Linked DNA regions of Homo sapiens: region 2 is linked to region 1. A link is an interaction called in ENCODE POLR2A ChIA-PET data of the cell type or tissue named here. Cell type or tissue: K562. All regions are shown on one strand. Links, peaks and the distances in the headings refer to the core of each region. The heading gives the core; the rest is flanking DNA.

Evidence for each region. Peaks named below come from ENCODE experiments on the same cell type or tissue, not always from the same donor. Only the 100,000 strongest peaks of a DNase experiment are listed, where the experiment ranks them.
Region 2: POLR2A ChIA-PET joins it to region 1 with 5 read pairs; 1 of 35 experiments calls an interaction of 5 or more read pairs at or near these places.

What each region holds. Positions count from the first base shown.
Region 1 is chr1:203,676,168-203,681,822 of GRCh38, reverse strand. All of the region lies in intron 1 of ATP2B4 (ATPase plasma membrane Ca2+ transporting 4), which reads right to left. Among named protein-coding and RNA genes, the nearest start is that of SNORA77, 51 kb to the left of the region's middle. In K562, for the core only: a CTCF peak has its summit at 5,145 (motif pointing left); a DNase peak (open chromatin) is centred at 2,422.
Region 2 is chr1:203,078,740-203,084,018 of GRCh38, reverse strand. It overlaps MYOG (myogenin), which reads left to right. Exons shown (of 3, transcript NM_002479.6): 3 at 1-890. The coding sequence ends at 109. It overlaps MYOPARR (myogenin promoter associated myogenic regulatory antisense long non coding RNA), which reads right to left and starts at 224. Exons shown (of 3, transcript NR_160550.1): 1 at 40-224. In K562, for the core only: a CTCF peak has its summit at 383 (motif pointing left); DNase peaks (open chromatin) are centred at 368 and 950; H3K27me3 peaks cover 2,817 bases.

The DNA.
Region 1 (5,655 bases), core at 326-5,325:
ATAGGGCCACAGCAAGGTTAGCAAGGGAGACAAGCTAGCCTGTGAGTGAGCACCAGAGTCTCACATCAGCTCAATAAAGGCACCAGAGAGAGGCCAGCATTTCTCCCCTCAGAAAGATGCATTACCTCTCACGCATGCTAACTAGGGGGTGTGGTGTAGGTGACAAAACGGAGGGCTGAAGGTGGGAAGAGAACTTATCCTGAGGCCCCTTCTCAGTTTCAGAGTGGGGCCGCTGTGTGTCATGCCACTGACAGGTGTCACTGCCACACATCAGCCTTTTAAATGTGAAGGGACTCTTAGCACAGCACCAGAACATGGGACCCCAGCCCCGGTTACGTAGTCCCCACTGACGACTTCAGTTACCAGGGGGTGGCAAGGAGCTCTGGCCAACCTCTCTGTAATAAATAGATGCCACACTTACTTCTAGAAGGTGAACAAAGAAGCACAAGAACCATCAGATAAGGGACTTGATTCTTTTATCAATGATCTCCTCCAAAGTCACATGTAGCCAAAGTCTTTGCCGATTCCTGACAATCCTCTTCCCAGAAGCTTCCACAGGGATGCAGGTTGATTTATACTCCTCCCTCTCCCAATTTGCCCTTTGCGTCCTCCTCGCCACATAGATTTTTAGCACTACTCTGACTTACAAAGAGTTAAGAAAGCAGGGCTCTATTTGTTTTTAAAATATCGTACTCCCTTCTTATCTGGGAAACAAGAAGATCCACAAAGAACCTGAGGCAATGTGTCAAACTCCCTTCATTCAGACTGGTATAGGCACAGGCAGGACCACAGAGTTTTCACCCCAGTTCAGCTTCTCCTCCAAGCCTGGAAGAAGTGGGAAGGGCTAAAGTAGCAAGAAACCCAACTTGACCCTTAAGTAGAACTCCTTAACCTTTCAAGAGGATGTTGGGAACAATGCTGATAGAGTGTTGAACTAGGAATCAGAGGATTTTACCTTTTCTGTCTTCACCCACTACAATGTTTGCTTCATGAAGACAGGGATGTTACTTAGCCTTCTCAGGACTCAGTTCCTTCCACCTTTAGTTGGGTAGAGAATGGGCCCTGTCTTTTCGCACCACCCTAAGAAAGTGATAAAGGAATGGAATTATAGAAATAGTGCTTGGAAATCTTAGATGAAAGGTATCCAGTGTCTGGAATAGGACACTTAAGTGATGGGAGAAAGCCTAATTTGATCTTTTTTTTCTTTTTTTTTTGAGACGGAGTCTCACTCTGTCGCCCAGGCTGGAGTGCAGTGGCGCGATCTCAGCTCACGGCAAGCTCCACCTCCCGGGTTCACGCCATTCTCCTGCCTCAGCCTCCCGAGTGGCTGGGACCACAGGCGCCCACCACCACACCCGGCTAATTTTTTGTATTTTTAGTGGAGACGGGGTTTCACCGTGTTAGCCAGGATGGTCTTGGTCTCCTGACCTCGTGATCCGCACGCCTCGGCCTCCCAAAGTGCTGGGATTCAGGCATGAGCCACCGCGCCCAGCCGCCTAATTTGATCTTAATGAACTTTTGTTATTAAGCCCTTTAAGTAGAAGAAGAACAATAAGCTCCATGTGCCCTTCCATCTTTCCTTGCCAGGGAACCCCCACCCCACCAAAAGAATGGAAAATTCTAAGGCAGCTTCATTAACAATAACCATTAGCTAGGTTATAACCATTAGCAATAACCACCAGCATATAGGGTCTTGGGTCTCTTGAGAATTAGAAAAGACAGTCTGAGTCAGAATTCCTTCCTTTTTTTTTTTTTTTTTTTTGAGAAAGAGTCTCACTCTGTCACCCAGGCCGGAATGCAGTCGTGCGATCTTGGCTCACTGCAACCTCCGCCTCCCAGGTTCAAGTGATTCTCCCGCCTCAGCTTCCTGAGTAACTGGGATCATAGGCACCTGCCACCATGCCCAGCTAATATTTTGTGTTTTTTTTGTTTGTTTGTTTTTGAGATGGAGCCTCGCTCTGTTGCCAGGCTGGAGTGCAGTGGCGCAATCTCAGCTCATTGCAACCTCTGCCTCCTGGGTTCAAGTGATTCTCCTGCCTCAGTCTCCCAAGTAGCTGAGACTACAGTCGCATGCCACCATGCCCAGCTAATTTTTGTATTTTAGTAGAGATGGGATTTCACCATGTTGGCCAGGATGGTCTCGATCTCTTGACCTTGTGATCCACCCCCCTCGGCCTCCCAAAGTGCTAGGATTAGAGGCGTGAACTACTGCGCCTGGCAGAATTCCTTCCTTACTTTGAACCTCTTTTCACAGTACCAAAGCGGAGAGATTCTTCCACTTCCATAGGCAACTGATGGAAAAGGTCGCATAAGATTAGAACACATGGGGCTGAAGAACACATGTGGAAAAGAATGAAAAGATTTGTTTGCCTCAGGCTTATCTAGAGAAACACAGAGTAGGTCAAGCGCTAAGCTGCTGGCACAAAGTCAAAAGGGCAGTGCAGAGTTGGGGCCTGAGGTTTAAGGTGGGATCGCTATAATACTAGGAAACATATCATGACGTCCCCACTTCTGTCTGAGTTTTGAACTCTCCGGAGTATGAGTTCTCTGCAACTGCTGAGCTTGCCTGGCCCCTAATCTGATTAGGCAACTGCCAAAGAATAATCTGAAGGTGCTCACACCACCTCAGCATCAAATGAACTGCTCAGACACCTGAAAGGTACTACCTCTTTTCAGGTAAGGGTTAGTCATTCGGCTTGGGGCATTCTCGGTAAGGTATGTGCTCCCTCCTCTTTTCTAATATTTTGCAAGCCTAAGAGATGATAGGATAGAAGAGCTAACTCTCTCATCTCTTCCTCCTAGGGCAAGAAATCATAATGCTTTACATGATCATTAAGACATTTTACTTTTTTCCTCCTAAATTCCTATAACATCTGTTCTATAATTTGTAGATGACGTGTGAAAGCATTGGTCATATCAATTCTAGTTAGGACAGCTGTGACCCCCACCTTACAGATGAAGATACAAAGGTACAGGGAGATAAAAAAGTGGTTTGGTCTTAGCAAGTCAGTGGTCTTGACTGCCTGGTGCTCTTTTTGTTACACTTTGCTCCTTCTCTTGAGCCTAAACCTCCTCATTTTCTGGCAAGCTTCTAAGAGGCCCTTTAAAAGGCAGGCATCTGCCAGGTGCCGTGGCTCCTGCCTGTAATCCCAGCACTTTGGAAGGCTGAGGCGGGAGAATCGCTTGAACTCAGGAGTTCGATACCAGCCTAGGTAACACGGTGAAACCCTGTCTCTACAAAAAATACAAAAATTAGCTGGGCATGATGGCGCACACCTGTGGTCCTAGCAAGTTGGGAGGCTGAGGTGGGAGGGTCATTTGAGCCTGGGAGGTGGAAGCTGCAGTGTGCAGTGAGCTGTGTTCATATCACTTAGTTTCAGCCTGGGCAAACCAAGTGGGACCCTGACTTCAAAAAAAAAAAAAAAAAAAAGCCTCTAGAAATGAGGAGCTGCCAGAGACAAGAACCTAAGTCACCAAAGTGTAAACACTAGTCAGACACACTTTCCTCCAATTTTGTCCAAGGAATCTTTTACTTTTAGCTTTCCCAGGCTGCTAAAGAAGAAATACATCCCCAAACTATGAGGAAAAAGAGTGATACCTTGTATAGGTTATAGAGTAGGGTATATTTGAAAATATGAAAGGAACTCACCCCCTGAGTCTCCCCGCTACTAAATGCTCCTATTGAATGTGATGTGATGCATAAAAATGGGAGAAAGGAAACAGGAGGGGCCCGGGGCTAGGGCTTCAGGCTGCTGCAGCACTGCAGACAGACCTGCCTGGAATAATAAGAGGCTCTGGTCAACTCTGGCTTCTGGGCTACAGGCAGGGGCTGCTCAGTGGAGCAGACACTTCCCTGCCCTGCCCTACTCTGTCCTTCCCCGATGGGCTGAGAGCCTCTGCTCAGGAGCAAGCCGGTAGCACTTGGAGATACTCTGGCAGGGGTGCCAGCATCACTGCCAGGCAGGACTTGATGAGTGAGGAAGGGAAGACCTCTGGAGAGGGGAAGCAGCCTGGTCCCACTTTAGAATGCACCCAGCTACAATATAAAACCTGCTTCAGGGCCGGGTGCGGTGGCTCATGCTTGTAATCCCAGCACTTTGGGAGGCCGAGGTGGGCGGATCACCTGAGGTCAGGAGTTTGAGACTAGCCTGGCCAACAAGGTGAAACCCTGTCTCTACTAAAAACAGAAAAAATTAGCTGGGCATGGTGGTGAATGCCTGTAATCCCAACTACTTGGGAGGCTGAGACAGGAGAATCACTTGAACCTGGGAGGCAGAGGCTACAGTGAGCCAAGATCGTGCCACTGCACTCCCGCCTGGGTGACAGCGAGACTCTGCTTCAGAAACAAACAAACAAAACCTGCTTTAGGAGTCCCTCAGAAAACCCGTAGTCTTTTTTCTGACCTAGAGTCAGTCTCCCTCATTCCAAGCGAGGCTCTACTTCTCCCTATACTCAGGAACAGGGATGTGGGATTGGGAGAGGTGGGAAGGTTGGGAAAAAAATATTTGTTGAGCACCTACCATGTGCTAGGAGTCATACTAGGTACTTCATATGAAAATTAGAAATTATGTACATACCCCTATGTATTATGTAGTGCCTGGCATAGTGGCTGGTCCACACACTGTAGCTATTATCATTCTTACATACACTGTTTCATTGAATTCTCACCAACAACCCTATAAGAAGGACCTCTCCTTCTTATAGCAGGGAAATATAGATTCAGAGAGCCAGATTTGTGCCCTAATCTGAATTCAAAGCCAACTTGCCTCAAGTGCAAGAACAATGATATAAAAAAAATGTAAACAAACTATGAGCTTACTTCCTAAACCTTGATGAGAAGGCTCACATAAACCCATCTGTCCCTTGTTCCTGACTCCTAAAGGCACTGAAATAGGTCAGGGAAATATCTACCTCTTGTAAACTTTCTGGGAAGGCATAGGGATAGACTCAAAGCTTTTTGGGAGCAGACACCCTCCCTTCCCCCTTGTCCTCCCCTCCCCTCACCCCACCCCCACCCCAAGCCAGAAAGCACTGGGCTCTAGATTGCTGTGAGTCCAAGCATATCCAATTCCTGCCTGGAGAGCCCAGTGGTGGGGATGAGGGCTTCCTCCACTCAGTCGTCTCATGCTCTTGGCCTTGCTCCCCCTGGTGATCTGGGAGAAGCACAGAGGGAGAACCTGCTCTGCATTCTCTCTCTTGTTTCCAGCAGGGCTGTTTCCTGTGCACCACCTTGGGGGGTTTAAGCTCTACTCCTTCTCTCTGGCACTCTTACGCTTCCAAAGGACAGTGCCCTATCAAGAAAGCTGGCAAGAACCTGACCATGGTAGGCTGCCTAGCCTAAAACATCCCTGGCTAGCCCTTCTCTCCGGAGGTGTGAATCTCAGGCAGAGGCTGTTCTGCCCGCCTCCTTATCACAGGCTCCTTATTTCCATGACCCAGATTCTAGTTCACCCTGGCCACTTCCAATCCCTCAGGTCTGGCAGCCATCCTCATCACAATCCCGGGTTCTTCCTCCCCTCCCCATGTCTGCCCTGCCCTAATTGCTCCTTAAATGCCAACTGGTTTGCAGAAGCAGACTAGAGCACATGCCCTCCTTCAGCCTACTGAGGCCCTTTGGAGGCATGGGAACAAGGTCAGAGGCAGCAGGTGTTGGCT
Region 2 (5,279 bases), core at 280-5,279, 600 kb after region 1:
GGCTGACCCTACAGATGCCCACAACCTGCACTCCCTCACCTCCATCGTGGACAGCATCACAGTGGAAGATGTGTCTGTGGCCTTCCCAGATGAAACCATGCCCAACTGAGATTGTCTTCCAAGCCGGGCATCCTTGCGAGCCCCCCAAGCTGGCCACAGATGCCACTACTTCTGTAGCAGGGGCCTCCTAAGCCAGGCTGCCCTGATGCTAGGAAGCCAGCTCTGGGGTGCCATAGGCCAGACTATCCCCTTCCTCATCCATGTAAGGTTAACCCACCCCCCAGCAAGGGACTGGACGCCCTCATTCAGCTGCCTCCTTAGAGGAGAGGGCATCCCCTTTCCAGGGAGGTAAAGCAGGGGACCAGAGCGCCCCCTCGTGTATGCCCCAGCTCAGGGGGCAAACTCAGGAGCTTCCTTTTTATCATAACGCGGCCTCTAATTCCACCCCCCAAGTGAAACGGTTTGAGAGACGCAGTGCCCTGACCTGGACAAGCTGTGCACGTCTCCTGTTCTGGTCTCTTCCCGATGCCAGTGGCTGGGCTGGGCCTGCCCTGAATTGAGAGAGAAGAAGGGGAGAGGAACAGCCCTCTGTTCCCAAGTCCCTGGGGGGCCAAACTTTTGCAGTGAATATTGGGAACCTTCCAGTGGTTTTATGTTTTGTTTTGTTTCGTGTGTTGTTTGTAAAGCTGCCATCCGACCAAGGTCTCCTGTGCTGAAGTTGCCGGGGACAGGCAGGGAAAAGGGGTTGGGGCCTCTTGGGGGTGATTTCTTTTGTTAACAAAGCATTGTGTGGTTTTGCCATTGTTTTGTATTTTTTTTTTTTTTTTTTTTTTTTGCTAACTTATTTGGATTTCCTTTTTTAAAAAATGAATAAAGACTGGTTGCCAGAAGAGTGTCGGTGATGATGCAGAGGGAGGGAAATGACTGACAGCCCTGCCCCTTCCCACTGAGCAGTCCAGACACACCCTAGTGGGTGGGGCTCCACAGCGCTAAGGGCCTCATCTTGCTGGTGGTCACTAGGCACTGGGGACCCCTGCTCTTTTCACCATGATAAAGGAAATCGAGCATGTCTGGACCTCAGTCTAGGTGGAGACCAGATTCCACAGACATCCTTGTGGGACACGGAGGACAACTGGCTATGACTATACTTCAAAGCCACTGCTCACAGGCTGCTGTGCTCTGTGTTATGTCCCAACAGGTCCGCTGGTTTCAGTTAACTGAGCACCTCGTAAGCCCAGTGCTCAGCCCACAGCCAAGGTGCAGAGCTAGAAGTTGTGGTTTCCCTTCCCTAGTCCCCACCTCTGCCCTGGTGTCACAATACCAGGAGCCCTGTAGAGAAGTGGGAGGTGAGGAAGGGGGATCAGACACTGTCATTTCCTTGCGGGCCAAATAGCATGGCCCCTCCCCATTCTCCTCCATTCCCTTCAGGCCGAAGGGGATTGTGGTTCCTGCTTGCAGCTCCCAGCATGAAGGAGATTCAGATTTAGCTCGGGGAGGGTAAAGGGGTCCACAAAGAACAATCGAAGAGAAGCTGGGGTTCTCTTCATTTGGGGTGCTATTTTCAAACATTAGCTTCCTGAGGTTAGAAGGTGGGTGGGAAATTGAGAACAGAGATTTTTGGGTAGACATTACATGAGGATTAACTGGGGAGTTAACAGGAGCTAGAATTCAAACGGAACATGGACATCTACTGAAAACTTTATTAATTCCAACTGCCTGGGGCTAAGTTCATCAGATTTATTGCAAATTATAAGTTTCAGAATCATCACCGAAGCAGGGATTCAGAGCATGGTACGTTCCAGCCCTGCTTAATCCTTCGGGGCCCTTGACAACGGACTTAACCCAGTGTTGCCTGAGGCTCTAGCGACCACCCTGCACCAGCTCCGGGCTCAGCTGGGCCATCTCTCCCACACCCACCCTCCTGACCTTACTGCTGGAGAGGAGAGTTACCACTGTGCCCCCCGAGTTTCTTCAGAAACTCTGCCTAAGGAAAAGAATCAGAAGAAGCCTCTGGAGGCTCCCAGAACTCAGGCGAGGGTGCAGAAGGGAGGGTCTCCCCCACTGCCTGCTTGTCCCAAACCAGTCAGGCAGGGCTTATTGGGAATTGCAAATTGGCCTACTCTGCTCCCATTGGTGGGATTTTCTTCTTTTCAAGTTGGTATCACTGAGTTTAGTCTTTCCCCCTTGGAGGGGCTGGAGAGGAAGACCAAGGTCATTTCCATGACTCTTAGCCCTGATTCACTGCCCTGGGGAATGAGGAGGGCAACTGGGTGGGCTGCAGTGCCTTGGCTCTGGAATCTACATTCACTCCCTTATTACCCTCCGAAAATACTCAGAACACATTCATGGAGGATCGTCTCCCTTCAAGTTCATTTCCTCTGCCCCTGGCACCTCCCACACTCCCAGGGTGGAAACCACCCTCTCCCCTGCAGCTATGACCTGCCCATCCCTTGCCCTCCTTCTTACTGGGATAAGAAGGGCTGGCCAAGGAAGGCACTCAGCTCTGCTGAAGGACAGGTTCTGGGGCTGCTGGATATATTTTTTAAGTCTGCTCCTCTTCAGTTATCCTGACAATTAGACAGTGAGGGTCACATTCAGACTCGGGAAAGAATGAACAGTCCTCAGCACTGTAGTCACTGTCTACTTACTTTTTCATGTCTTTAAGTCCTTAAGGGAAAAACAGTTTGCTAGAATTCCACAGGTGTGAATGGCAAACTCTGCTAAGCAGCAGGCCAGCCTCACTCGTTATTTTCACAGAATAAACAATTGTTATCGAAGCATGGGGACTTTCTTAAATTAGCAAATGCTTAATCTTCACAACAGAATTACAGAAAAGACTCCAATTAATGAATAATGAGTTGGAGTTCTTTAGGGAGATTAGCTCAAATTTGTTCTTTAGTTGGAAGCACCTACAATAAATCAAACTGTATTAATCAAATGTTGCTTAATAATGGACTTTAGGGAATCCACTACAATGAAAAGATAAATATTACTTAAAATTGGCATACCAATTGTTGGTGTGTAAATAGGAACTTCTTCGAGTGCTTAGATAATTGGTGTGAATTGAACGCTTACAGTACTACTTGTGGCACTCCGATAAGCATTCCTAGGGATCTAACCTCCCAGAGTAATTTATTTGGTAGACTGGAAAACCTTCTTAAGTGCTACAGGTGTAGATGGGGTGGATCAACTGGAGAGGGAGGCGGCAGAGGGATGGTGGAGGGTGAGAGGAAAAGATACCCCTCAGCTCAGGTATCTGTTTCCTGGGTAAAACGCCACCCCAACATGTTAGGTTCCTTGGGCTTCCCCGGGCTTCTGGGCCCCAGGCTTGGGCAGAAAAGCCTGAGGGTGGGCCTGGAAGACTTCAGGTTGAGCCAGGATTTTGGCTAAGGAAGCTCAACCCAGTCCTGGATAGAAACTCCAATCACAGCCCCTCCACGATTCTGGCTGTGCCTCATCCCTGTCCCCCTTTGCCACAGGTCCCCACTCGGATCCAGACTCCCTGCCCCTCACTGCTTGGAGCATTCCTAGAGGGAGCAAAGGAAAGGGTTCTAGGAAAGACACCTAGATTCTTCTTTCCTACAAGTGCGGATGGAACCATGATGTCCAGTTCTCACCTCAAGCCCAGGATGTCCAAAATCAAACTCCCATTTACACATAAGTCGGCTCCGTCTATATCTCCTGTCCCAGTGGAAGGCAGCACAAGGAAGTCATAGTTTTCCTGGATCCCTTCAGTGAAGATCTCATTCCCATAGCCAGCCAGTCACCAAGGTTCATCAATTTTACCTTTGATCCTGGAGAGGGTAGCAAGGGACCCCCAGAGGCCTACAGGCACAGGGCCAGTACCTTCCCTCACCTCTGTTTTCCCTCCCTGGGCTGTGTCCAGGGTGCCTTGTCCCACTCCCTCCTGTCACTTGTGCCCATGGACTCTGCTGTCCTTGCTCCATCCATGTTTGGGGCACCATCAGCCTTAAAGAGGACACAGGATGCATGGTGCACTGTGCTACACGAAGGGGAGTTCACCACTCAGGGGAGCAGGGGAAACACAGCCCCCCAAAGATTCACAGCAGCCAAAGACCACATGAGTTGTTCACACAAAGGAGTCAGGGAAAGGGAGCTGGGTAGCTGGGGAAGGCTTGTTGAGGGGCAGGGACTTGAGTTCACTTAAAAGAGAAGCTAGCAACATTCGATAAGCATTGCTTTTCATCATGCTACTCCTAATGAAAAAAAAAATGATAAATACTCCTGGCACTGGGTCAGGAGTTTGAACATACATATCATAGTTAAGGACAAGGCACCGGAGTCAGGAAGGCCTAGGTTTGAGACCCACAACTGTCTCTTACCAGCTGTATTATCTTAGTCTTAAAATGTCCTGTTCTACAAAATGCTGAGAATATATCAGAATTGTGAGGATTCATGAGTTAATATATTTACCATGCTTAGAACAGTGTCTGGCAAACAATAGTACTCAGTAATTTTTAGCTTTTACTAATATTAATCCTTATACAACCCTCTGAGAGAAGGCTGGTGCATTTATTCATTTGAAGATATACACCTAGGGATGGAGAGATCAACAAGACTGCCCTAAAGGAGGTAACTCACAGCCCAGCGTGGGAGGCAATCACTGCCCAGCCTGTGCAGTGTACAGAATGTCTGGAGAGCAGAGGTTGCTGGTTAACTAGTTCTGCTGGGGAGAGGTAGGTGATGCCTCCCCAGTGATGCTTGAAGTGGTCTTGATGGCTTAAAACTACAAAGGTAAGGACAGAAGCAGTCATGCTGCCTTCTGGTGATGGGGTTGGGTGGACACCATGTTTCTGAGTTAGGTGGACTTGAAACTGGTGGGAGGAGGAGAGGTGAAGGAGCCAAGTCATGAATGGCTTCTTAGGCCACACTGAGGAGGAACTGCAACTCTGATCTAGAGGTGCTGGCAGCTGCTGAAAGTGGGAACGGTGGAGTGATGTGACCAAGGGGCATTCAGGAGAAGGAACTCCAGGAGCAGCAGGAAAGGGTGACAGCCTGACCAGGTGAGCGAGATGAAGGAAGACATCAGTTTCCTCTCTCCTTATCTGGTCCTCTACCTACTGGGCACATGCAACCCAAACATTAATCTATCAGTCCTGTGCTTATATAAATAAATAGTTATTGACTACAAGTTCTGAAAATTGTGACATTTCCTTCCAGAGTACAGCAGCCTTTACAACTGTGAAAGAAGCTGGAAATCTCAGGTGAGTTCAGAGTTAAAAAAAAAAAAAAAAAAAAAAAAAAAGACTGGAGGCCAT